3 separate regions of the Mus musculus genome follow, and all the other regions are linked to region 2. The links are chromatin loops, found by intact Hi-C in ENCODE. Cell type or tissue: heart. All regions are shown on one strand. Region 1 overlaps Dysf (dysferlin). Region 2 has its middle 200 kb from the start of Gm10445. Region 3 has its middle 110 kb from the start of Gm10445.

Region 1 (8,000 bases), 70 kb after region 2:
TATAGGCTCACATGGCTGTGCCTGGATTTGTATGTGGGTGCTGTGGATTTGATCTTGGGTCCTCGCAATTGTGCAACAAGCACTCTTACCCACTGAGCCATTCCCTCCAGTCCTTGTTGCAAGTTTAAGCTAGTAGAAAACTATTGATTAAAGACAAAATCTTGACAAAGACAAGACTATGAGTATAAAACAGCTAGTTATCACTACCATTAAAAGAAAACAATAAATAATTCTCATTAATTAAGGGCCAAATAACTTTGCTCAATGGCACCTCTACTGTCAAGTAGTATTCTGAGTAATAATAAAGCTCCAGCTATGAGGAATAAACTGTCTTATCCATCTAGAAATTTTCTTCAATCAATAAGGGTTAAGGAGAGGGCTTAATAATGAGACAGTTGCAATGTATATGTAAAAGTGCCATTTCCTGAGCTAGGGGTGTAACTCAGTGGTACAGCACTTGCATGCACAAGACCCTGCGTTTAATCCCTGGCACAGAAGAGGGAGAAGGGGAGAGAAAGAGAGGGTTAAGGTGAGAAGAGTAGAGGAGGGGAAGGGAGGGGAGGCAGGGAGGAGAGAAGAAGAGAGAGGAAGGGAGAGGAGGGGAGAGGAGAGGAGGGAAGAGAAGGAGAGGAGAGGAGGTATTTTCTGGTAAGAATTATAATCATAAATAGAGGTATTCCACTGATAACACTAACAAAGGCTACAAAACACCTAGGAATAAATTAAATGACTGGACCTATAGACAGCAAACTAAATCTAGCGATGTAAAGGACAGCAGTGGGAATTAATACATCAAGTGTCCAGTGCTGAGTATGTAGTACTTTGAGATGCTGCATGCTACATTCAACCGTACTTTTAAAAATAGTGGGAGAGCATTCACATTGTATCTTTAAGCTTTGCAGTGCATATTATAAGAAAGGACAATGACTCCAACATTGTAAACCTCAAAGTCTAAACAAGAACATAAAATAACATGGACACACTTAAACAGTTTTAGATTCGGATGGAGATGCTGACCGCCCTGTTTTCTGTATGTTCACAAAAGGTAACTCAGAGAAGCCTGAACCTGGTAGATCAGCAGACAGAAAGTAGCCCTACCAGGTACCACAGTACTGACATTGTCCCAACCATCTGGACTCAGAATACATCAGAACTCACTGAGAGTTCTTGGCCATAGCCATACTCATGTTGTGGGAGGAACAGGGAAGGCTAGCCTGTGGCCATTTGAAGAGCCTTCCTAGGCCCGGTCCCAGAGGACAGAGTAGAAGCTAGGGACCTGCCTGCTTCCTCTGGCCCTAGCAGCCATACCCAACCCCAGCCCACACAGGTAACCAGGGCTGAAGTAATGTTCAGGAGGGCAAGAGACTGATCAGAGCCGGAGATTTCTAGGTTTGCACCCCAGAGCTTACTCCCACCCCTGTATGACCACACCAGGATCAGGAAGGGCTCCTCTCCTCCCTACCCTTTGTTCTTATTCCCAAATATGCAAAGACAATTGAGCCAACAAATAGTGAACAATACATACATGAGGACTGGATGGAGAAGGCGTCAGGTTAGTGGGGCCCAAGCTTGACAGCCCATCTGTAAGCTACAAATTAAACATGCCGGTTAGCAACAGGATTCGGGGCTGAGATCTGAGGACCTGTGAGAGGGAAGTTTGGACAGTTCTGAGGGAGTAGGGTTCTCCTTTGTTCCCTCCCTCTCTCCTTTCCTCCCTCCCTCCCTCCCTCCCTCCCTCCCTCCCTCCCTCCATCCATCCATCTCTCCCTCACTCCTCAGGCACCCCCTGCACCAACTGTGGGCAGAATGGGCTATCCCCAGTAAGACATGCCTGGCTCCATGGTCCAACCATTTATGTGACCTTGGACAGTTCCACAACCTCCCTAAATCACAGTGACCCAGAGCAACAGTGAGTGGTGAGTCAGCTTTGGAATTTGAGCAAGGCCTTGCCAGCCTAGTTTGGTCTCCTGCCGCTGTTTTATGTTACAGCCTTTGCTGCACCAACGCAGACACTTTCTGCCTTTCTCAAATCTGCCTGCTCCAGAGACATTTCCAGCCCTCACCGTCCCTCCAATTGCTCCTTCTGTCCCTAACATACCCATACTTGAGGCAGGGTAGCCAAGGAAGGGCAAAGCCTTCAGCTTCCATCTCCCAGAAGCAGGGGACCACATGGCTCCCCAAACCTACACAAAGGAAGCTGGAGGAGTCTCACAGGACAACCTTGCTGCCCGTCCTAGAAACAGCTCCCCTGCCGAATAGCAGGATAGCTAGTGGATAAAGCTGGACAGAGGGCAGGAGAGAGAGAGAGAGAGAGAGAGAGAGAGAGAGAGAGAGAGAGAAACACCCTGCAACAGGGGAAATGGGAGGTGAGGCTAGAGAAGGCAGGGAGTATTGAGGACCCACAGCCACCAGCACCAACCTCCCTCTCAGTGATTCAGAGGCTTCAAGAAGACCCTGAAAATGGTGAATCTCAGGCCAGACTTCCTTCCTATACAGGAGGAAAGGCTTAGGGCAGAAGTGTAGGGGAGGGCCTGTTGAGACCTGCAGTGGGCTTTAGACTCTTCCTTCTGTGCAGGAAGCACTACCAAGGAGCTGCAGGGCCCAAGTCTAGGAAGGCAGGCAGATGAAATGGCAACCAGCCACCAGCCAGGGCTGCTGGCCAATACCAGGTATAGTAGAACCTTCCAGACTGGTGCGTGCCACCAGCAGACCTCAGATTGCCAAAGATGGCCCTGTCCCTCCCCTTCTTGCCCTGACCCTTCAGAGGCCTCTGTGTTATTTTGAAATCGTTCCCTTTTAGAGAAGGTGAGAGGGGGACAGGCAGGTCACCAGAGCACAAGGGACACATGTGGCTAAACATAGCACCAAAGCCCTGTGCAGCTGCAGAAATTACACGTTCCCCTGGGGCTGTGGCCATAATTTGCTGCTCCAATTCTGGGACTGTGTTTCCACCTTCATGGCAGCCTGAAGCCTATAAGTGGAGCAGTGAGCTCCAAATTAGCCTGAGCCTGAGAGCTGCCCGCACCTCAGCCCACCATGGGAGAGAAGGTCCTCAACACCTTCTCAGGGCTTCCCCATGCCACCTTCCAGGTGTATCCTCAGTAAAACACATACCACACAAGTGCAAATACATTGCATCTTACCACATACACACACTTCACCACACAGACACACACACATACCCACCACTGACGTATCAGCACATACCTACAATAGACATACATACTACCAGACCACATACACACACACCACCTTACCACATGCATACACCACTTCACCACACACATACCAACCATACCACATATATACACATATTCCCTCACCTCACCTCATACATGCAAACACTTTACCACACACACAACATCTTACCACATGCATACACCACCTTACCACATGCATGCTACTTCACCACATGCACACACACACAGAGATACACAGAGCCTTAGCACATATACACCTCTTTAATGCACATACATATACACAAACCACCTTACCACACACACACACACACACATCTTATATGTGTGTGTGTACATACCACATCCTCAGCTACTAATCCAAAACCTGCATGGAATACAAACACACACACAACCTTATTATGTAAAGACACATAACATCTCCCCCAGATGGTATGTTCCTTCCAGATGGTATGTTCAGTAAGAATGTGGCCCAGGCCTCTTCCATCAAAGCAAGCTGGACCCCCCTCCCCCCTCTCCCCTCCCCCTCCATCTCCTCCTCCTCTTCCTCTTCTTCCTTCTCCTCTTACTCCTCCTCCTCTTTCTCCTCCCCCTCCTCTTCTTTCTCCTCCTCCTCCACCACCACCACCACCATCTTTCTCCTGCTACCTCCCAACCTAGGCAAGACCAGCTTTGCCTATGTGTCACATCTCCTGGATCCCAGCTCCTAGGCACCCACCTCTCTGTCCACTTCTCCAGAGTACCCATGTGCTCACACAGAGCACAAGCCTATGTCTGGCTCTTGCACAAGCCTAGTCCTGGTCTGATTATGTCAGGGCCAGGAGGCAATCTAGCCTTGACCACTTCACTCTCTATCTCTGGTTGTGCTTGGAGCCAACAGGACTAAAACAGTCCCTCTTTATCTAAGCCTGTGGACACTAAAGGTGACACACAGAGAGCAGAAATCTTGTTGGGAAGCCCTGCACATACTTGTAGCTTATACAGGCCTGTGAAGCGGGCAGGAAATAGGAGCCGAGGGCAGTGGGGCAAGCCAGGGGTTGGGACTCACTTAGCTACAAATACCCATCAACAAGGAAAGCAAAGCACAGACTTGTACTGACATTGTTGCGGAGCCTTCTCCAAATTTTCACTCAGCTTTCTCAGCTAGGAGACATTCTTCCTCAGACTCATGCAGACAATGGACAAGTTTTCTGTCTATTCATTCATACATACATACATACATACATACATACATACATGCATACATACATACACACATATATTCATACATACATGCATGCATACATACATTCATACATATATACATACATGCATGCATACATATATACATACATACATCTACCCATCTGTTCACACATCTATCCATCTACCTATCTATCCATCCAGTCATCTGTTCATCAATCCTTCTACCTGTCCATCCATGAACCTACCCACCCATCAACTTACCTATTCATGCATCCATCCATCCATCCATCCATCCATCCATCCATCCATCCTTCTATCCACTCATCCACTCACCTATCAACCCATCTACCTACCCGTCTGCTCATTCATCATCCATCTACCTATCCATCTGTTTCTTTTCCCATTGACTCATCCATCCCTTAATATATCTACCCATCTGTCTATCTCTATTCACCTATCTATTCATCCATCCATCTATCTTTCCATCTATCTAGCCATCTATCTATGCATCCATTCATTCATCCACCCACTGGCCATCTAGACAGATTCTCACTGAATACCTTCTCTAAATCAGGTCTTGTGCTGGACATTAGGGACATAAAAAAGGCACCTGGTTGCTGTCCTGCATTTAATCCAGAGAAGATGCTGAGACCCAGAGAGATATGCAGAATCTAGAGCTGATGCTGTAGGCAAGATCATGCCAGAGAAGTGGTGGCCAATGATAAATTGAGTCTCAAATAATGGACTGAGCAAGAGAACAGGGGGCAAAGACAGTCTCAGCACAGAGAATGCAAGGCAGAGACCTGGTGTGTGTTAGAGGCCTATAGATAGCAATTGGGGCTTCTGGCTCGTTCTCAGCATCTGTGAAAACACAGAGCAAGATTTCCTGCCTCCACAGTAGCATGAGTCCAGGAGCAAACCCTGGAAGTAGTAGATTGAAAAAGAGGCAGAAACTGGTCTCAGTATCTCCAGGGAAACTTCAGAGCTAAGCTCTGGGGATCTTGAGGCTGTCTCAGCACTCAGCTTTGCTCTCACGTGCAAGGCTAAGATTTAGTAGGTGACTTGAAGAGCACAGTGCCTTGCCGAAGGTCACCTGTCTCTCCATCCATCTATGCAACCATCCACCTATCTATCCACTGCAGTCTGAGGATAGGGTACCATCATACAGGCTGGGAGGCTCTGCCTCAGGTAGTCTGAAGCTCTAAGAGCACCCAAGGCATTAAGTGTGTGAGTCTGCATGCAGTCACAGAGGAGGGTGACATCCTAGACAAGTTCAAGGCCAGTCTTCACAGTAGGGCTTCTTCGCCTTTCTTGAGGCAAGTACTGAATGGGATGCAGACAGAGCACATCCACAGCTCAAGACAAGAACAATGCTCCCTTCAGGAAAAGGCTTCCTGACACTTGCCTTGGTGTGTCATGTGCTCACCAGCAGGCCCTAAGTTGCAGAGTGCCCAGCAAAAGGATGACTGATTACCTGCCCCTCCCCCAAATCCTCCCTTCTTGGTCCTAGAGGTGGAGGATAAGAAAGATATACTATAGTCCTAAACTAAGCAAGCCGCTCTCTCTAAGATACCTCCAAGGCACTGCCAAGCATGAGATCAGCGACTAATCTTCCTTCAAAGAAGAGACACTCCCTTCTGTATCCCTTCTCACTGAGGGATCTCAGGCCTTCAATGCAGCCATAAGGTAGATGTTCCATTTTTCCCCCACATGCTTCCAGAAAAAAGGTTAGATCTTACCCTAAGGACTACACAACCCTTCCCCCATCACAATGAAAGTTCCCACCCATGTCCTTCCACCAAGCAGCACCCAGCCACCAGGGTATAAAGGGATGTGTATAGTGGCTATACCATAGCAAAGAGTAGGGGAGGGGCTAGAGAGAATGAGGAATACAGGGTATGGGGCAGAAGGAAGCTGACATCTCATTTATCCTACCTGGACAGGAATGAGAGGCTCCTTGTCATCGATGTCAATCAGCACATCTTCCCCGGGGCTGAGTAAGCTCACATCATCTGCAGGGAAGCAAGTCTGCATCTATGAGGGACTCAGCCAGGGGACTGTCACCAGACCCCACAATCTCACCTCCCCTCACACTGGCAGAGGAGTTTCTGTCCCCAGCCCTTCTCTTTCTTGATTCTATCTCTCTCATCTCCCATGTTCCCCATCCATTCCCTTCCCTCTACTTCTTCCCTCTATTTTGAACCATGCTTCCCACCCACAAGTAGGAGGTCACTTGGTCCAGATGTGCCAACCCAAGGGAAAAATGACTGGGCCAGCTCAGCAAAGGCTCCTTACCTGGGCCACCCTGTGGGGATGGACTCTCTGCTGAGTATGGGTCGCACAGGAAGTTCTCCAGGGAGCGAATGGTACACTGACCCACAACTGGCCGGCGGCCAAACTGGCGATTATCAATGACCTTGACCACAATAGGTGGACAGTAGAGGTCCTCTCTGGGTAACATCTGGAGAGGAGAAGAGGGATGCTCTAAACATGGCCTCCAGGTCATTTCTGGGAATTCCCAGGAGAAGGAGTGAGGGAGAGTTCTCATAGACAGGACCAAAGAACAGAAAGTGACTCTGAACCCACAGAGAGTCCACAAGAGTCCAAAGTCCAAAATGGTGGCCAGCAGCCCAGGTGCTGGTCAATGGGACAGGCCACACACCTTTCTGTCCGGCCTCAGCTGCTGTGTGTGAAGGCAGGTTTTCCCATAGCTTTACTTCCAAACACACCCAGGTCAGCCTGAAGTCTAAGCAAGTCTATTTTCTCTGAACCTGCACTGCCTGGGAGGAGGGGGGAGGGGTGGGAGGAGGGGGTGGCAGAGGTGGGGGAGTTGGGCTGCAGCTCAACATTTCTTACAGACAGTCCCCCCCAAGTGGATACTCGGGAGTTGGCTTGCAGACCTAGATTCTTCTCCCCCCACCCCAAAAGCACTTTGAACACAACTTGAAATAATTTATATGCACTCCTTCAGTGGCGTCTCGGCTGCGCCAAGAGAAGGCTCCCGTTGACAGCCACTGGGCCTGGAATTTCTAGTGTGCTTTCATCTCGCAAACCATTTTCCTTCTCTCAGACTTGACTTACACCGGCCACTGGGCCTCAGCAGCCCAGGGAGCTGGAGAAGACTGGGGGGTAAGGACTAGAGGGATAAGGGGTGGGAAACTCAGGGTTCAGGGCTTAGGGCTGGGGGCGGGGCTGAGGACTAGAGGTCTGAAAACTGGGAGGCCAAAGATTGAGAGTCAAGGGTCAATGGCAGGGGACTGGGAGTAGTCGGGGGCAGGGACTGGGGCTGAGAACTTGGGGCTGGGGTGGGGATGCTGGGGGTTGAGCGGTCAGAAGCTAGGAGACCAGTGAGGACAGGAGCAAGGATTGGGAGACCATGGACTAAGGCCACAATGGGTCAGATTTGAAGACTATGGGGGATGGAAGCTGGGTAGTCAAGTGCTGGGACCCTGAGAGCTGAGGCTTCAGACCAGGAGAGCCAGGGCTGAGGAAGGGGAGGCAAGGGTAAGAGCTCAGAGGCCAGGCACTGAGGACCTGGGGATGAGCATTAAGGGATCAGAAGCTGGGGAATTGGAGGAGAGGACTCAAAACTCAGGGGCAGGGCCTGAGAGCTTATGG
Region 2 (8,000 bases):
TCCCCACATGCTGGGATTGGGGTGAGCAGCAGGTGAGAAGGGGAGAGGGAAGAGAAGGGAAAGGCAAAAGGACTGAGAGCCTGTGTGGACAGGCGACACAAAGGAAACCTCAGAGGGGGTTCTTAGCCTGAAGAAGCCCTTCAGGGTCAACAGGAAGTCGGACCCACAGCCGTTCAGAGAGCTGGGCACTGGCTACCCTTACTCACACAAGCACACACAGCCCTCTTCATGTCAGCCTCAGTGGCTGCCTCCCCAGGATTCATCCCTCATGGCCCGAACTGTTCAAGAGCTCCCCGCTGCACCCCACAATGAGCCTTCCTAGGGACTGCATCCTCCAGCAGAACTGACCACCCACCTCTGAAGGTCACGAGGACACCTGCTGGATCAGCCCTGTCCTCTCTGTTTCCTACCTCTCCTGCTACCCACACCTAGCTCACCTTCTGCTGACTCAGGGAGTTAAAGACCTCATGACCTCACAGGCAGGGCAGTCCAGAGAGGCAAGTGTCAGATCTGCTGCCTGCCTGCCTGCCCTGCTTTACCATGCAGCCTTAGGCAGTTTTCTTGGTGTCTCTGGCCTCAGGGGTCCCAATAGGTGAGCTGAGGGTGGGGTGACGCTCTCCCCACAAGCAAGGTATGCCCAAGACTGGTTCCCACAGGATAAGAACAGTGAGTACATCTGTGAGGCTACAGAGGTTGGAGTCCAAAAGCCTGGGTGAAGGGGAGGACTCTGCCTTGCCCTGAGGGGATAGCACTGAGCCCATACAACTGTAAATGTGGCCAGGGGTTGCCCCATTCTCACTACCCAGGAACTAGAGACCTCACACAGGCCTACATTCCCTGTGCAGGATTCTTTAATTGGTGGTACTGTTCAGTTCTTGCTAGAGCTGTATACCCTAGCGCTGCCTAACCCCGAAGTTGCAGCTCAGGGAGTCAGCGAAGGGCAAAGTATAGGCCCCGGTGCACTCCTTTGCCTACCCCCAACCTACCAATGTCGGACACACAACGCACCACTTCTGCAGAGGCAGGGTTGTGCATAACACAGGTCCTGCCCTGGATTGTGGTTGAAGGACACTATCTGCTAAGAGCTGAAGACCTAAGTGGGCCACAAGGCTGAGACCATTAGTACTACCTCCCTGGATGGAACAGACCCTTTGCTAATGCATAAGCATTGTTTTCAGCACCACACGGAGCCCTGGCTTCTCTCAACATCCCTCCAGCCCTCCTCCTCAGCAGCCAGACTGGTGAAAATACCATAGCTTCGCCCCACTGGTATCCAGTCCACACTCTAAGCCCCGTGCCCTAAATAAAGCTCTCCCTACACACGTACAAGGTCTGCCATTCCATCCTGTGGCCTCTCACTGACTTCACGGGGGTTGGAGATTGCGGGCTGGCTGAAGCCGACTGAGGAAGGCAGTGAGCTGCTCACAGTCCTGTCCAACACAGATGTGAATGCCACCTCTGACCATAATGGAGTACGTTCTTTCCAGACCACCTGAAGGGTGCTCCCTCAAGATTCTGGCCAGCGTTCTCATGGTGACAGGATTGTGGGAAGCTTTCCCCAAAGCCTGGCTGCCTCTGGCAGGAGCACCAGTTGCCTGATGGCCTCAGCCAGCCAGAGGGAGAGTCAGGAGGCATCCACACAGCCCATCCTCCAGTTCTACGCAGAGGCCTCCAGAGCGGAACACACACACCCACACAGGAGGACTGACTTCAGGACACCTGAACTCTACTACCTCTTGTGGTTAGCTTATCACTGGGTGTGACAACCTCTCATCTAAAAGACAGACCTCTCACTATTTCCATTCTTAGGGATTATCTCACCAGAAAGACTATACAGAGTACTCTGAAGGAATGGCCCACCGGTATACCAATGGAACCCTCTCAGAGCTTCCTGCAGCACATCTCTGTGCATGTCATCTCCTGGAAGCCTCCTGTGTTGAGACCCTTGGTACTTAAGGGTTCAGATGGGGCTGCTCCCATCCCACCTACCTTCCTTGGGCCCAAGCCACCAATCAGAGCCTAACTCTGAAGACTTCAGATAGCAGGCACTACCTCTGAAGGGGAGGCCAGGGGAGACCAGCAGGGGCTCTGTCCTGAGGCTTGCTGTGTTCCCCACCTCTGCCCTGACCCTGGCTACAGGCTGCTCTGCCTTTCTAGGATGCCAGTGTTGAGCAGCCAAGTACCACACCCACTGAATCCATCAAGAGTCTCCCAGTTGTCCCATCCCTGCTCCCTGTCCAAGCTGTCCTCGGCAAGGACAACACAGCCACTTTCCTCTCCTCTATTTTCTTCCCCTCCTGCCTGGCCTCACCAGAGCTTGTTTGTCCTTCCAGCTCCTAGGAGAACCTGCTGAGACTTCCCACCACACAAGTATCTATCTAGCCATTTGTCTTCAGGGTCTCCAGCATACTATTGTGGGCTCACTGAAAGCACTGTCCTTCATCAGAATCCACGTTCTCTGAGGAAAATGCCCATGCCTTGTTTATGTTGAGCTGTCCAGTTCCAAGAGCTGTGGCTGCCTTCAGACAGAGGGTCCCTTAGGAACAAGAAAGAAGCTGATCACACATGCCACCCAGAGATTCATAGGGGATGTGGCTCTGTCTTCCCAGCAGTGCAGAGTCATTCGAAGAGCTATCATGCCTTTATCTCCAACCTCGAGGAGAAGTTCGACCTCCCCCATCAGACCCAGGGCTCTGCAGAGGCAAAGTGGGCCTCCTCCATCACACTCTAGCTAGAGAGAGAGAGAGCATGGGGTCCCAGCCTACTGTTCAAAACATAAACCCAGGAAGGTCCACACACCTCCCAGTGGGATAGAAGTTGAAATCCCAAGCAACAGGCAGACCAGAGAGCCAAGAGAATGGTCAGAGACCTGGAGGTGAGCAGGGCAGGCCTTATGCCAGAGGCAGGACACCCAGGGTCATCTTCCTGAACAACGAGGCATTCATGAGCAGCCTGGCTCCAGGCAAGGCAGGCTGTCATGCCAGGCCCGGCCCTGCAATCTGTGCTCTGAGCCCAGCACTGGCTGGTGCTCAAGTGGGAGAAAGTTGCTGCTGCTGAGGTAGCTGCGTGGAAACAGCTATTTTTACCCTGGCAGGCAAGGAACAGGTCAGAGTAGAGTGAGTCGTGGAGCAACCACCACAGGGCCTAGAGAGGACCTAGGCAGGGGTGGCCATGATAACGTGTGGGTTGTAGGGGCATGGGCCAGAGCAGCTGAGGGCCACCCAGGCAACTCGCCACAGTAAGCTAGTCCTACTAGGAGCCAGCAAAGACATCCCAGGGACAGACCCCAGCAGAGTTACTGGTGTGTCTATCCCCGGCTGAGGCTCTCTGATACACACACACACACACACACACACACACACACACACACACACACTGGTCCTTGCTGTGTGTGCAGGGTCAGTCTGGACCAGAATTGGAGACACATGGAACTTTCCACCATTTCTAGTTACAGACCAGCTCCTTTCAGCTCCTCTTCCTTCTTCCCTGAGGATGCTGTGGGTATTACAATTTAGGAAGGGCAGAGGGAAGATCCCACTTACCTCACAGGACCTGCTCGGGACCTCTGTTTGAGAGTGGTGGCTTGGCAGCCTTTAGGTGAGGGGCTGGGAGAGAATTGCAAAGCCACCTCTATTTGCCTCCAGCAGCCAGCACGGGGGGGGGGGGGCACCTGTCCCCGCAGTAGATAGAACACTCTGTGCCTAGGTGCTTAGTTACATAAGCACAGCCACACTCAACTCACCGAGACCATTTGTGGCTCTCCCTGACTAATAAAAAAGCAAATGTCTCCTTGAGCCGGGCTCCCTGCCACCAACCACTATCCTTTCTGACTCCTGGCTTCCTTTGGTCCCCTGCCAGCATATTACCACTCACCTCTGCCTGCCCTGCTGGGAGGGAGGGAGGGAGGGAGGGAGGGAGGGAGGGAGGGAGGGAGGGAGGGAGGGAGGGAGGGAGGGAGGAGGCAGACCATCAAACCTTTCAGGAAGGAAGCCAAGAGAGAGTGAGGTCCAGTGTCCCATGCTGTGTGGCCTTCAGGAGCCCTGGGCTATAGAAGAGGATGCCTGCCTTCCCATGGGCAGTTCATATCCCACTCTGGGAAGGCCTTCTCATCAAAGGACACACCCTACTCAGAGGTCCTGGCCCTACTCCTCAGCACTTGCCTGTGAGATTCTGAGTCTATGACACTTAGCAATTTCAACCTAGATCCATGTTCCCTTTCTTCCTTCCTGACAAGAGTCCCCTTCCTCTGTACTGTTGGATTCATCTGCCCTTTAAGATAGGAAGGTGGGGTCAGATCCTGGAGACGGAGCACCCTGGAGGGTGGAGCTGAGCATAGGAAGAGGGAGACAGAGAAGATATCTGTCAATCAACTTCTAGCTGTTGGATTCTGACCTATACAGTAGCTCAGGGAGGGCTTGCTGTTGACCTTTGTCCTTAAGGCTAGGGCCCTTTCTGTGAGGCTGTGGACAACCTGTACCACCTTGTAGGGAGTCCTGCTGGCTTCAGAGGGAGAAGGGGGAAGAGCTGGGCTTTCCAGGAAATCACTCACTCTTTATAGGGCTCCTGAAGAGCCTTGGGGCCATCCCCTAACAATCCCAGCCTGCTCTTTGGGGCCAAGCCATTTGATTTTCGATCATAAATCACAGAGCTCCGAACTTGCATGGGTGAGAAGGGTCTGGCCCCTGCCCCCACCTTTCATCTAGGGTGGGGGGGGGGACTGCAGACAGATTTTAACTTTGAGTTAATGAGGGTCAGGCAGGAGGACACCCACAGGAAGGAGAGGAAGGGGAGGTGGAGGTGGAGTGATCTGGATGGGGTGGGAGCGGTGTCCTGCGGTGGGGCCTGTCTCATATGGATGCTGGGAAGCAATCCTGGGCATGATGGTTTACACCTTGTCCTCCCAGAACTCAGGAGGCTCACCTGGAGCTTAAGGCAACATGGGCCTAGGCCTATATTCCAACATGCATCTTCAGACCACTCCAGATGGAACACTGCTCATAGAGAGGGATGGCTTACAGAAAGAGCAAGAACAAGAGCCATCATGGACAGGAAAGGGGGGGGGGTGCATAGAAGAGGAGCCTGCAGAGAAGTCCCCAGAACAAAGTAAAACACCTGCCTTTCATACCCTTTCAGAGCATGGCAGGAATTTCTATGCCATGTGATTTAATCAGGGCTAGCCTACATGACGAGAAGCATGAAGAAGACAGGTAGGACCGTAAGTTAGGGGTTGTGATAGATACATCAGGGTCAGCACATCACACTTCTTAATTTTCTGCACAAGGAGGAAGGAGAAAGAGAGAGAGAGAGAATTGAATGTTTGGATGGGGGGATCCTGGTTTCTTCAAGCTATGAAGATATGACCAGCTTTGAGTGACTAGCATCTTAAAGGGCCAAGCCTATGATATATATATATATATATTCATGTGGATGTGTATGAATGGAGATGGAGGCCAGAGATTGACATCCAGTATCTTCCTCAACTACCTTCCGCCTTACTATTTGAGACAGAGTCTCTCTCTGAATCTGGAACCCAGTGATAGGTTAGATTGGCTGGGTAATGGGGTCCAGGGATCTGCCTGCCTCTGCCTCCCTGTGCCAGCCCTGAGTGCCAGGGTTACCAGTGCTTGCTGCCATGCCTGGCTTCTATACTGGGACCCAAACTTAGGTCCTCATGGTTGTAAGCAAGCACCTTCTCAGCCAAGCCATCTCACCAGCCCTTGTTTTTGTTAGTTTATATTCTATACGTAGCACTAGGCTTTAGAGCCATTTCATATACACAAGCATATAGTTATTTTCACCATGTTCCCTTCTACCCTCCCCCACCATCCCTTTTCTCCACCTCTGCAGTCCCCTTGGTCCCCTTTGTCTCCTATACAGTGTCACTTCCGTGTTATATATACACATGATTCTATGTATCTATTACAAAACCCAGAAAGAACAATTGAGAGAAAACATGCAGGATTTGTCTTTCTGAGTCTGACTTAATTTGCTAAATATGACTGTCTCTCGTTGCATCCATTTTTTTAATAATGACATACGTTTATTTATTATGATCAAATAAAATAGTGAAAACATACCATTACTCTTTTTGAGAGAGGGTTTCTCTGTGTAACAGAGCCCTGGCTATCCTGGAGTTGCTTTGTAGACCAGGCTAGCCACAAACTCACAAAGATCCATCTGCCTCTGCTTGGTTTAACCACATGTACCACCATGCTGACCCACCCACTTAAGTATTTAATAAAACAACTTTCAGAGGGAAAGACTAACTTGTTTGCTTGCTTGCTTGCTTGCTTGCTTGCTTGCTTGCTTGCTTGCTTGCTTGAAACATAGTCACCCTGCCACCCCACCCCCCCAAACCCACACTGGCCTTAAACTCAAAACTTCCTGTCTCTGACAACAAAACATGGGGTTGTAGGTAGGTGCCACCATAGCAGGCTTGTTACCATGTACTTTACATAAGGGAAATTCTAGAATTAAGTGCCAGCCACAGTTCTCTCTGGTTAATAGGATTAGGGGCTATTTTATACTCTGCCCTTTGCTAGCTGTTTTCCCAAAATTCTCTAATGAACATATATTACTTTTATAATAAGACAAAAACCATTAAAAACTATTTTTAAAAATAAAATAAATGATCCCTTTGCCCATCTGGAAGGAGTATGTTGCTCAAATCCCAGTGAGGGTTAGAGTAGGCAATGAAGAGGTCAACTTCTAAAGCACTTCCCAGAGCCCAGGCTGGCTTCCAGGCAACCAAGCATGGGAAAGGCAAGAGCCAAGGGCCTCTGTGCCCACATCACCAGTCCAGCCTATAGTAGGCAAGGGCATGAGTCACAGCAAAGGAGCCGTAGGATAGAACCCAGACTCCCTCTCTGGCTGAATTGGTTACTTTGTGCATTGCTGAGACAAAACATCTAACAGGCGTACCTCAGGGAAGGGTTGATTTTAGTTCACTGTTCAGGGGCGCAAGTCCATGTTGGTGGGGAAGTCACAGCAGCGGGACCCCGGGACAGCTGACAACATGGCATCCTCAGCCAGGAAGCAGAGTTCAGAAAGAGTCAGAAAGCCAGTGTTCAGCTCATCTTTTTCCTTTTTACCCAGTCTGAGATCCCAGTACATTGAATGGCATGTTCGCACTCATGGATCCACCCTGTGAAGCGAATCTAGACAGTTCCTCACAGGCTTGGCCAATGATTTGTTTCCACGGTGACTCAACCCCATCAAGTTGACAATCAAGACCAACGGGTCACACTGTCCCAGAAGTGTAAGGTGAGTTACACAAGAGACAGGGGTCACAGCCCACACCTGTTCTTCCCTTGAATTCTTTGAACATGCTGTGGACTCTGCTGAGAAGACTCATCTCAGGTGTACATGGCTACCACTCATTTCAGTCTCACCTCTGAAAAAGGGCAGTCATTCTAAAATCTCCCCTCCCTTCAGTTTTGCAGCCATTATTCAGCCAGTGGCCACCTGAAGTCCTCGTTCTCAGATGCCATGACCAGAGAGGCCTTTCCTCACACAGGCAAGTCTCTCATGCATAACTCCTAGCCAGAGCATGGCAGCCACTCTATAAACATTGCCAAGTAAAGGCAAACACTGCCTACTTCATGGGGCCAGTGTCACCTCTGCACAGTGCCCCCCCCCCTGCGTCCCACTTCTACCCCCACCAGAGCTCTAGGAGCATCTGGGAGCCACCGCGTGAGAGCAACTGAGATAACATACGTGTGTTTCTGTGACATCCTCAAGTTTAACATTTATCCTCTGAAAACAGGCTTAAAACAGCTCCTTCAAAACTGGGCAAAGGGGCACAAGCCTGTGATCTCAGCCCTTAGGTGGCGCAGACAGGTGGACCCAGAGGATCAAGGACACCTTCAGCCACATAGTGAGTTTGAAGCTAACCTGAGCTAGAGATCTTGTCTCAGAAACAAACTAATTAAAACAACGGCTTCCTGTTGCCAATGCCAGTTAAGAAGTAGATATGCCTAGTGCCGTACTGGCTCAAGGGA
Region 3 (8,000 bases), 93 kb before region 2:
CCTCCATATACTTTGTCTTTGAGGTGATGAAACCAAATAGGCTCCTCTCATAGCTCATTCAAATCATCTCAGACAAGAGAACGATGCTCACACATCCTCTGAATGCAACCCGCCAGTTAGTCCTAACATAGGCTTTCTTTTTGCACCTGTTCCAGGTCTTCTAGAATCTTCTCCGTGTCCCACCTGCTCCCAGTATTGCCCTCACTGTCCCCCTTACAACAAGCCCACAGAACGGGGACCATAGCTGGACAAAAGCAAGCTAGACACAACCCTCCCCAAGTTGCAGCTACAAGGTTTCCTGGGGCCAGAAGCACAGAAAGGAGAGCTTTAGCTGGCTCACACAAGGGAGCCTTACCAGGGGAGAGAGCCTTAGACGGAGGATCCTTGGCAGACAATCTGGGTGTACACACATGGGACAGGAGGAGAGTAAGCTTAGAAGGGAAGGGGACCGGTGTGTGTAAGGGGTGGGGGGCCTCTGCCTCTATCTGCATGAATAGCTCCCCTCCTCCAGTCTACCTTTCCATCTGGAAACACCTTCTCTTGGGAAGAGCAGGTAAGGGTGCAGGGGCAGTGCAAGAGTCTGTGAAATGCCAGGGCAGACCGTGTCAAAGTGGGTCTGCTGCACCACAGCCCTCTAAGAAGTCCCTGGAAGAGATGGGGACCCAACACCCAATCCTTCCTTCCAGGTCCAACCAACAAGCCAGGCAGAGACAGAAAACTAAGGAGAGTGTGCCCCCAACTGGTCAGTGGTGACAAAACCAACTCTTAAGCAGGGCCCTGGGCCAGTCTAGGAAAGCCTTGGGGCCATGCAACCTGGGGAGGTGGGAGGACAGGAACACCCTCCAAGACATTTGACTTCCTGACCTTGAAGGAGGCCTGAAAGGGGTTTGTTTTCCTTATGGAATCCTATTAAAGTGCTGCCTGGCCTCACCTGTGGCCAGGAGACCCAGTGTGGAAAACCTTAGTGTGCACCGTCCAAAGGCCACTGAGGAGTCTCCTCTCCCTAGCATTAAGCTGGCCAACATTCCCAAAGATGGCTAAAGCTAGGTCAGGAGGGAGAAGCCAGCCTTTGAGAGGGCAGGAGCTTGGTTGGAAGGCCCTAGGGAGCCCTGAGGAAGGGATCCCGAGGAGAGGGCGCAAGGGCACAGTCTAGAGAGTTCCCATCCCAACTGGCTCCAAACAGGAGTTGACACTCACAGCCCCTGTGGGACCAATGGTCTCACAGTGGAAAGTCTAGATAGGGCTGCTGACTCTGAGATTCATTCTTGCCAAACGTAGGCTTCTAAGGGAGTCCAGGAGTCTCCAGTCTGACTTACAACATAAATCACATCGTTTCAAAAGGTTTTACCACCTAGGCATGGTGGGATACACCTGCCGCCCCGTCCCAGGGCTCAGGAGGCAGAGGTGGATCACTCCAAGATCAGAGTTAGCCTAATCAATGTATGTAGACTTAGGACTACACACAAATCTTTTTCTCATTCTCAAAATAAATCCCCAAACTTCCCTGATACATAAACAACCCCCTGTCACCTTTCGCTTCTCACCTGGATCCACTCTGTCTCTGTTGAAACCTCCAGAGCAGGGGATGTAGCTAGCCAAAGGCTATGGAGAAAACAAAGCCCAGCCTTGGTCTCTAGGGCCCCCAGGCTCATAGCTTCTGTCCTACAAGCCGGAGTTTCTGAGAAATCAGCGAGGCCCTCCTCTGAGGAAAGAGGCCCGAAGCCGACAATACACAAAGTACAGCCGAAATCATAAACACATTTTATTTCTAAATAATTTTAAAACCACTGGCATTGTAGCAAATTGGAATATATTTCCAGAATCGACTCAAAGAGATTTTTTTATGGCAACATATGAAAAATGTCATTTAAATATCCACACACAGCTGCTGCACATGCTGGCCTCTCAGGGAAACACTTTCATTCCTCTCATCAGAGCTCCCTGATTAATGTTCCACTTCTCTTTAACACTTTTTCCATGGCTTTTTTTTTTTTAAATCAAAGCCTGTACTATTATCTGAAAGAAAATTAAACCAATAAGATTTAATGTCTGCTGTGTTCTACATTGTAGCAAAAGTACGTATATACACACACACACATGAGCACACACATATATATGCAGAGAGAGAGAGAGAGGTGTGTGTGTGTGTGTGTGTGTGTGTGTGTGTGTGTGTGTGTGTGTTTAGGGTTTTAGTCAAATAGAGCCAAGATCTTTGCTGGAGACTTCAGGGCAAACTAGAAACAGCAAGAGTCCACAGGAACAATGAAGGAGAGAGGGCTCTTGAAGATAGGGATTTTAGATAGGGATGGGTTGGAGTAGCCTGGGCAGAGGTTCTCAGTAGACAGAGGCTGTAGAGAGATCAGGAACACCAGGCCCCAGCATGGCCCAGATGCCACCTGTGGCAAGGCCTGACTACATGGCTGGGATTTTGTGAATGGGCCTCAGAGAGAGGCAGCTTGGGCATCGGAATGGGAAGGAGAGAGTGTGGAGGAGGAAGGGGAGGGAGGGCAGAGACTGTGCCAGGGGAAAGGCGCGGCAGATGGAGTGAGGGAAATCACAGTGTGTCTGGCAAGGCAGCTGATGCTGTAATTTAAAGGTCAACTGAGTGGAAAAGGGGGTGGGGTGTTGGAATGACTGTCTCTGCAGTGTGGCACTTAACTCCTCCCATCCCGGTGCTGCCTGGCTTGGCCTCAGGGTCCTGGAGGCCACTTGCTCTCCTGCTGCTCTTCCATCCTCATGGGGTGCCCTTGTTCCTCACACACCTGATGCTGCATCCTTCTGTTGTCATTAGGGGAGAAGTGACAATATTACCTCCCCAAGCCTCAGTTTCTTCATTTATGATGTGGGGCAGGGACCTCTCATTTGCCCTGGATCACACTAACAGTTAAACTAGATAGGGGGGGGGGGAGTGTAAAACACATTAAATGTCTCAAACTTTTCAGAGCTTCTTTGAAGAAGATGTCTTGAATTTGTCTGTGAGGAAAACCAAAATCAAACAAGGTGGTTTTCCCACCTTGGGAAAGGATAAGCTAGGAGCTGTTGTTGACTTGTGTTTTCTGTCCTGTGGACAGCTGGCTACCCTCACATTCCAACTAGACTTTAGAAACTGTTATTCCCACCTCCATATCCTTCCCAGCTCCCCCCTCCACTCCCCATCTCTCTCTCTCTCTCCCTCTCTCCCTCTCTTTCCTTTCCCTCCCTTCCTTCTTCCTTCTCTTTCTGGACTAAGTGGCTCCTTGGGAGGAAAGTTGACTCTTCATATGGACTTGGACCGCCTTGAATCTATAAATTATGGGAGTTCTTGGGAAAGTGTGGAGGTTTGTGTTGGAATGGTGATTGGTGCAGGGCTGACTATGGAGCACAGGGGTTTTAGCTCCGGCTAGGGGAGGCTTTTCAGGGCAGAGTAGGTAGACAGGCCCACAGACCACTGAAGGACCAAAGCCTAAACTGAATCCATGTAGAGTTGATCCCTGCACAAGCCATGAGACAAGTCCGTGCGGCTGGTTTCTGTGGTGAGGCAGGACATGGAGCTTTATGGAAGGCTGGAAACCATGCCCGGGGCTCCAGACCCAGGAATGCCTGGAGAGCTAGATCCCCCTGGTTTTAGGACTTGAGTGGCTTTGGAATGTCATTGGCGGTAGGGGATAGCTGCTCATGGAGAGGATACAGGGTCCTCTCCACCTCCTTGAGGCCTCTATTGCTAGACAGAAGACTCAAGGAGGGAACTGTGTGCTCATCCAAGGTGCAGGGCAGCTTCCCTTCTCCCCGTTTGCATGTCACAATAAAGGCCTTCATCTCAAAGTAGATTACTTGGGCTGGACCATTTAGGTTAGATGGCAGGAGGAACCCCAATCCTGTGGCAGGAGAAGATGCCATCTCCTGCTCCCAACAGTTATGGTATGTCTTGGTCTGTGGTCCTTCCTCCTTAGGGCCTTGGTGTGGAGGAGGAAACTTCAGCAGAGCCCTGAAGTCTACAGTGTGACTATTCTCATCAGGACCAGGCAAGCTTGGGTGAGAATGGTGCTCATCTTCCTGCGGAGAGATGATGGTAGGTCCTACCCTTGACTGTTGTCCTATAGCTGGTGAACCATACAAGAAAATCCTGAGTCTGTCAGTAGTAGTAGGGATGACAAGAAGGAACACTGGCCTTCACTGAAAAGAAGCCCTGGGGATGACAGCACAGCTTTGAAGTGACCACCAGGGGGCTCAAAGAAACCCTGGGAGACCTGCCTTTGGAGGATGACCTACAGTAACTGTTTGGCTTGGCCTGTGTCCCCAGAGTAGATAACACTTATGAACCTGTAGTTAACTAGCAGGTGTGTGATAGAGACTGGAAGGGTTGTCTTTCAATGAGGGAATTTCTCAATCATGCAAAATTCCATCCTGGGTCCACCCAGTCTCAGGGTCGTGTTGACATGGCCCAGGGAAACCAACACTGTGTTCCCAGTACTGGCTGCACACACAGCCCTCACCACTGTCCATCCAGGGGACAGCGAGGCATCCTTGACCATGAGACAGACATAAGTTTCATTCATAGTCTTCAGGGAGCCAAATGTAGTTGTTGGCAAGGCCTCGTGGATTATTAACAAGCCAGCTCACATTTGCCTGAAACAACCAAAGAACTGAAGAAATCATTAGTTCCAGGGCAACAGAGACTATGGCTTGTATGTCAATGTGTCATAACCCAAAGTCACTTCAGGAGAAAAAGACAACACTTTCTCCACCAGGACAGGAGTTTCCAGGACAGGAACTCTGTCTCCTGCCCCATTTATACACCTCAGAGGACTAGGGAATCCTCTGGGGACATTTAGAGAGAATGTGCTCATCTTGGGGGGTCAGCAGAAGGCAGAGACTTCTTGCAAGGACTATGGGATGGGAACCTTATATTCTACAGTGGCCCAGCAAAATCCAGTTATGGTAGCCCTAGGCTCATAGCAGCATCTGATGCTCTCCCGGTGGCTCCTGCCCATAACCAGAGCCTGAGCCCTCCCCCTACCCCCAGGTGTGTGACACCCAGCATGTCTGCATACATCTTTTCTCAGCTCAGAATTTCAACTGCCTGTTACTCTGAGGCACAGGGTTTCCTCCCCAGGGATAGTTCCGCGTTCTTGTCCCCACACCAAGTCAGTCCCCTCAACTTCCTGAGGACTCCAAAGCCTCCCCCATAAAATCTACAGCTTGAATTCTTGTGCATGCTCATCCCAGCAACGTGCCAGAGTTCTCCATGCTCAGACTGTAGGAATGTAGAAGTGGGCTGCTGTCTATGGATGTCATACTCAGAATGTAGACAGCATCGTGAGGTCTCAGAGAGCTTTGTGCATCAAAGCCCTGTCCCTGTCCACAGTGTGAGCCATGGGTGGGGATGGGCTAAGAAGCAAGGAATGAATTGTAAGAAGTAGGGTGTCAATGGGGCACCAGTGGAGAGACAAAGAGAGGCACCACCGGGCTGGTTGCTGAGGGCTGAGGCCCTCAGAATTTGATTGGGTTCAAGACAAGACAATTGAACCAATGCCCAGGGAACTAAGTGGGCTTCGCACTGGTTTTGGGCCCACTGTCACTCAGGCCTGCATGTGTTCCTGAGGAAAAACTGTGAGGATTACCCAGGTGACGTCCACCATACTAAGGGGTCTGAAGACCCCACAAATGTTTCAGCTCATATTGAATGTAAAGACTTTCTCTCTTATGCTTATAATTACACAGCTGTTGGAAAGGAAGCTCACTATCCCGTGGTTAAACACCATCTTCCCTTTCCTCGAGAGCACCAGAAAGCAGAAGGAAGAGAGCTGGGGTACTTGGTGTGGAGTCTGTGGTTTCATGGAGGAAGTGTAGTCTCCTCAGAGTCAGATTATGCCCTTGACCTTGGAGCCTTTCCTGATTCTACTGTGTCCCTATCCAGCGGCTAGCAACTGTCCCAAGGTCTGGGTCCTAATCAGCCTCCTAAACAAGACACATAGGGAAGGGATACCAGACTCTGCTGGGCGAGTAGAGTCTCCCCACTCCAGGAGACTGCACCCTGAGCCCATGCCCTCCTGGGAATAAGGGTGTTTGGTGTAGCACAAAAAGCAGGCAGCAGAGGCAAGCAGCTGGTTCTGACCCATGGCAGGAAGTCACAACCAAGATTCATCCTGGAAAAATGCAACTAATGTCGCCCAGCTGGGCCCGCTAATCAGAAACACAGACCCAGAGGTGGCAGCAGGGACAGGCCTCAAGGGCAGGGCCCACAGAGAGGTGATAATGGGTAGCAAGCTCTTGGACCCTCTCCCCCAGCCACCCGGCTGCTGCTGTTTGGAGATGGAGGTGGCTGGTTGAGACCTGGGACAGCCACTCCTCCTTCCCCAGAGAGGAAGCATTCCCCATCAGTGCTAACAGCTTCTACCAGAGCTAGAGACTACCATGGGGCAGTCAGCAGTAACAGGTCACTGGTACCTTGCCGGAGACTGCTGCCCCAGAGACTCTGAAGCGGTCACTGGAAGTTCTGAGCTAAGCCCCCTCAGCTCTCTATAGTCACTCTACTGAGAGTCCTTACTACCAGAATATATGTCTCCTGAAGATAGGCATGGCAGGTACAAATTCTGAGCTGGGGTAATAAGGAGAAGCCCAGGTTCTGAGTCTCAAAGCAGAACTCTTGAGGAATGCAGCTCTCACTGGGCTCCAGCTCTGTAGTTCTAAGCTTCCCTTCAGATTCCCCCTAGGGGGCTTGTAATAACCTCACAGACTGCCCCTACACTTGTTTACTTGACCCACCCCTCACCTTCTCCCGACCCCAACGTTGCCTCATCGTCTTGAACCTAATATTTGGCACTTTTTTTCCACTTCATATCAGACAAATCTGCTGCCCAACCACAGGCTCCAACTGCTACTTGGAACAATATCAGAGACACCTCCCCCACCCTGACTCCACACCCCTTAAGTACAAGCATCCCATCTTACACATCTCAGGTTGCCAGTGGAACGCATTTAGAGCACTCTGGTAGGAAGTGTCTTTCCTTGTTCAGATAGCCAATCCAGTTAACCTTGAACAAACTCAGACTCTGAGTCCTGGTCACACAAGCAAAACATACTAGTATGGCCAAGCTACCATATTCCCAATCTTACCACAAGCTGCACCTTCCTTCCCCATCTTCCCATACTGTGTATGAGTAGATGCTACCTGTAAGGTTGGTATCCAGCTGCCCTTTCAGCTCAGAAGATATGGACAGCATCAATAAGAGGTCTGGGGTACAGGTGGGGAGACAGAAGGAGTGGCACTGAAGAGGGAACTTGGACCAAAGCAAGGGAGAGTAAGGCAGAATCTTGGAAGTGCCAGTGAGGGGTGGGGTGGGAGGTCAGAGAGTCAGGATCAGGGAAGAGGAGATGGGGAGCCACGTTGGAGGCTGGGAGCTTAAGTCTTGGAGGTTTCCTAGCTGCCTGAGTAGTTGCCATGGAATTTCCCGACCTAATAAAGAAGAATTTAAATAGACCACAACTTTGCCTAATGTTGACTGTGTAAATAATCCAAGCCCCGGTCCCCTTTGTTCCACAGGCTATTTGTGTCAGGAAAAGGGGGGTGGATGGGTAGATTCCAACAGAAGCCACCATCCCAGATAGTAAGACATGGGGACTCTCTGTTCTCATCTGCCAGGGCCCAGGGGGATGGAGTTTGAGATCTAGGGGCGAGGGAGACTGGGGATGCAGGGGAGGCAGAGAGGAAGCTTAGCTTCACAGCCAAATCTTCCTGTCCGTCTGTGACTATACATGCAGGCATGTGTGACTCCACACCACTTCACATGCGTTCATGAATGGGGCACACGTGTGTATTTTCCTCATGGGCATTTGTGCACAGATTCAGAAAATTTCATGCAGGCTGACTGCAAACAGACAAACGTGAATGTGTGTACCTACAGACTCAGGATCCCAGGGACAGCTGAGAGTGCCTCTGACATACTCTCCCCAAGACAGTGCTCAGCCATTCCTTCTACTCCATTCCACCACCATGAACTGAGGCTGCTGTGGCTTCTACA

Evidence for each region. A loop is a pair of places that touch in the nucleus more often than their neighbours do. Peaks named below come from ENCODE experiments on the same cell type or tissue, not always from the same donor. Only the 100,000 strongest peaks of a DNase experiment are listed, where the experiment ranks them.
Region 1: it touches region 2 in a loop (2.4-fold over the local background); 2 of 42 quality-filtered maps call a loop at or near these places.
Region 3: a loop joins it to region 2, with 2.6 times the contacts of the local background. A loop is called at or near these places in 2 of 42 quality-filtered maps.

Annotation. Positions count from the first base shown.
Region 1 is chr6:84,150,727-84,158,726 of GRCm38, reverse strand. It overlaps Dysf (dysferlin), which reads right to left. Exons shown (of 55, transcript NM_021469.3): 39 at 6,678-6,843; 40 at 6,318-6,394. Among named protein-coding and RNA genes, the nearest start is that of Dysf, 140 kb to the right of the region's middle. In heart, no CTCF peak of the experiment used is centred here; DNase peaks (open chromatin) are centred at 2,766 and 4,006; H3K27ac peaks cover 1,814 bases.
Region 2 is chr6:84,220,823-84,228,822 of GRCm38, reverse strand. No RefSeq gene overlaps it. Among named protein-coding and RNA genes, the nearest start is that of Gm10445, 200 kb to the left of the region's middle. In heart, no CTCF peak of the experiment used is centred here; DNase peaks (open chromatin) are centred at 3,062 and 3,792; H3K27ac peaks cover 2,814 bases; H3K27me3 peaks cover 490 bases.
Region 3 is chr6:84,313,511-84,321,510 of GRCm38, reverse strand. No RefSeq gene overlaps it. Among named protein-coding and RNA genes, the nearest start is that of Gm10445, 110 kb to the left of the region's middle. In heart, CTCF peaks have their summits at 744 (motif pointing left) and 4,191 (motif pointing right); no DNase peak of the experiment used is centred here; H3K27ac peaks cover 488 bases; H3K27me3 peaks cover 2,017 bases.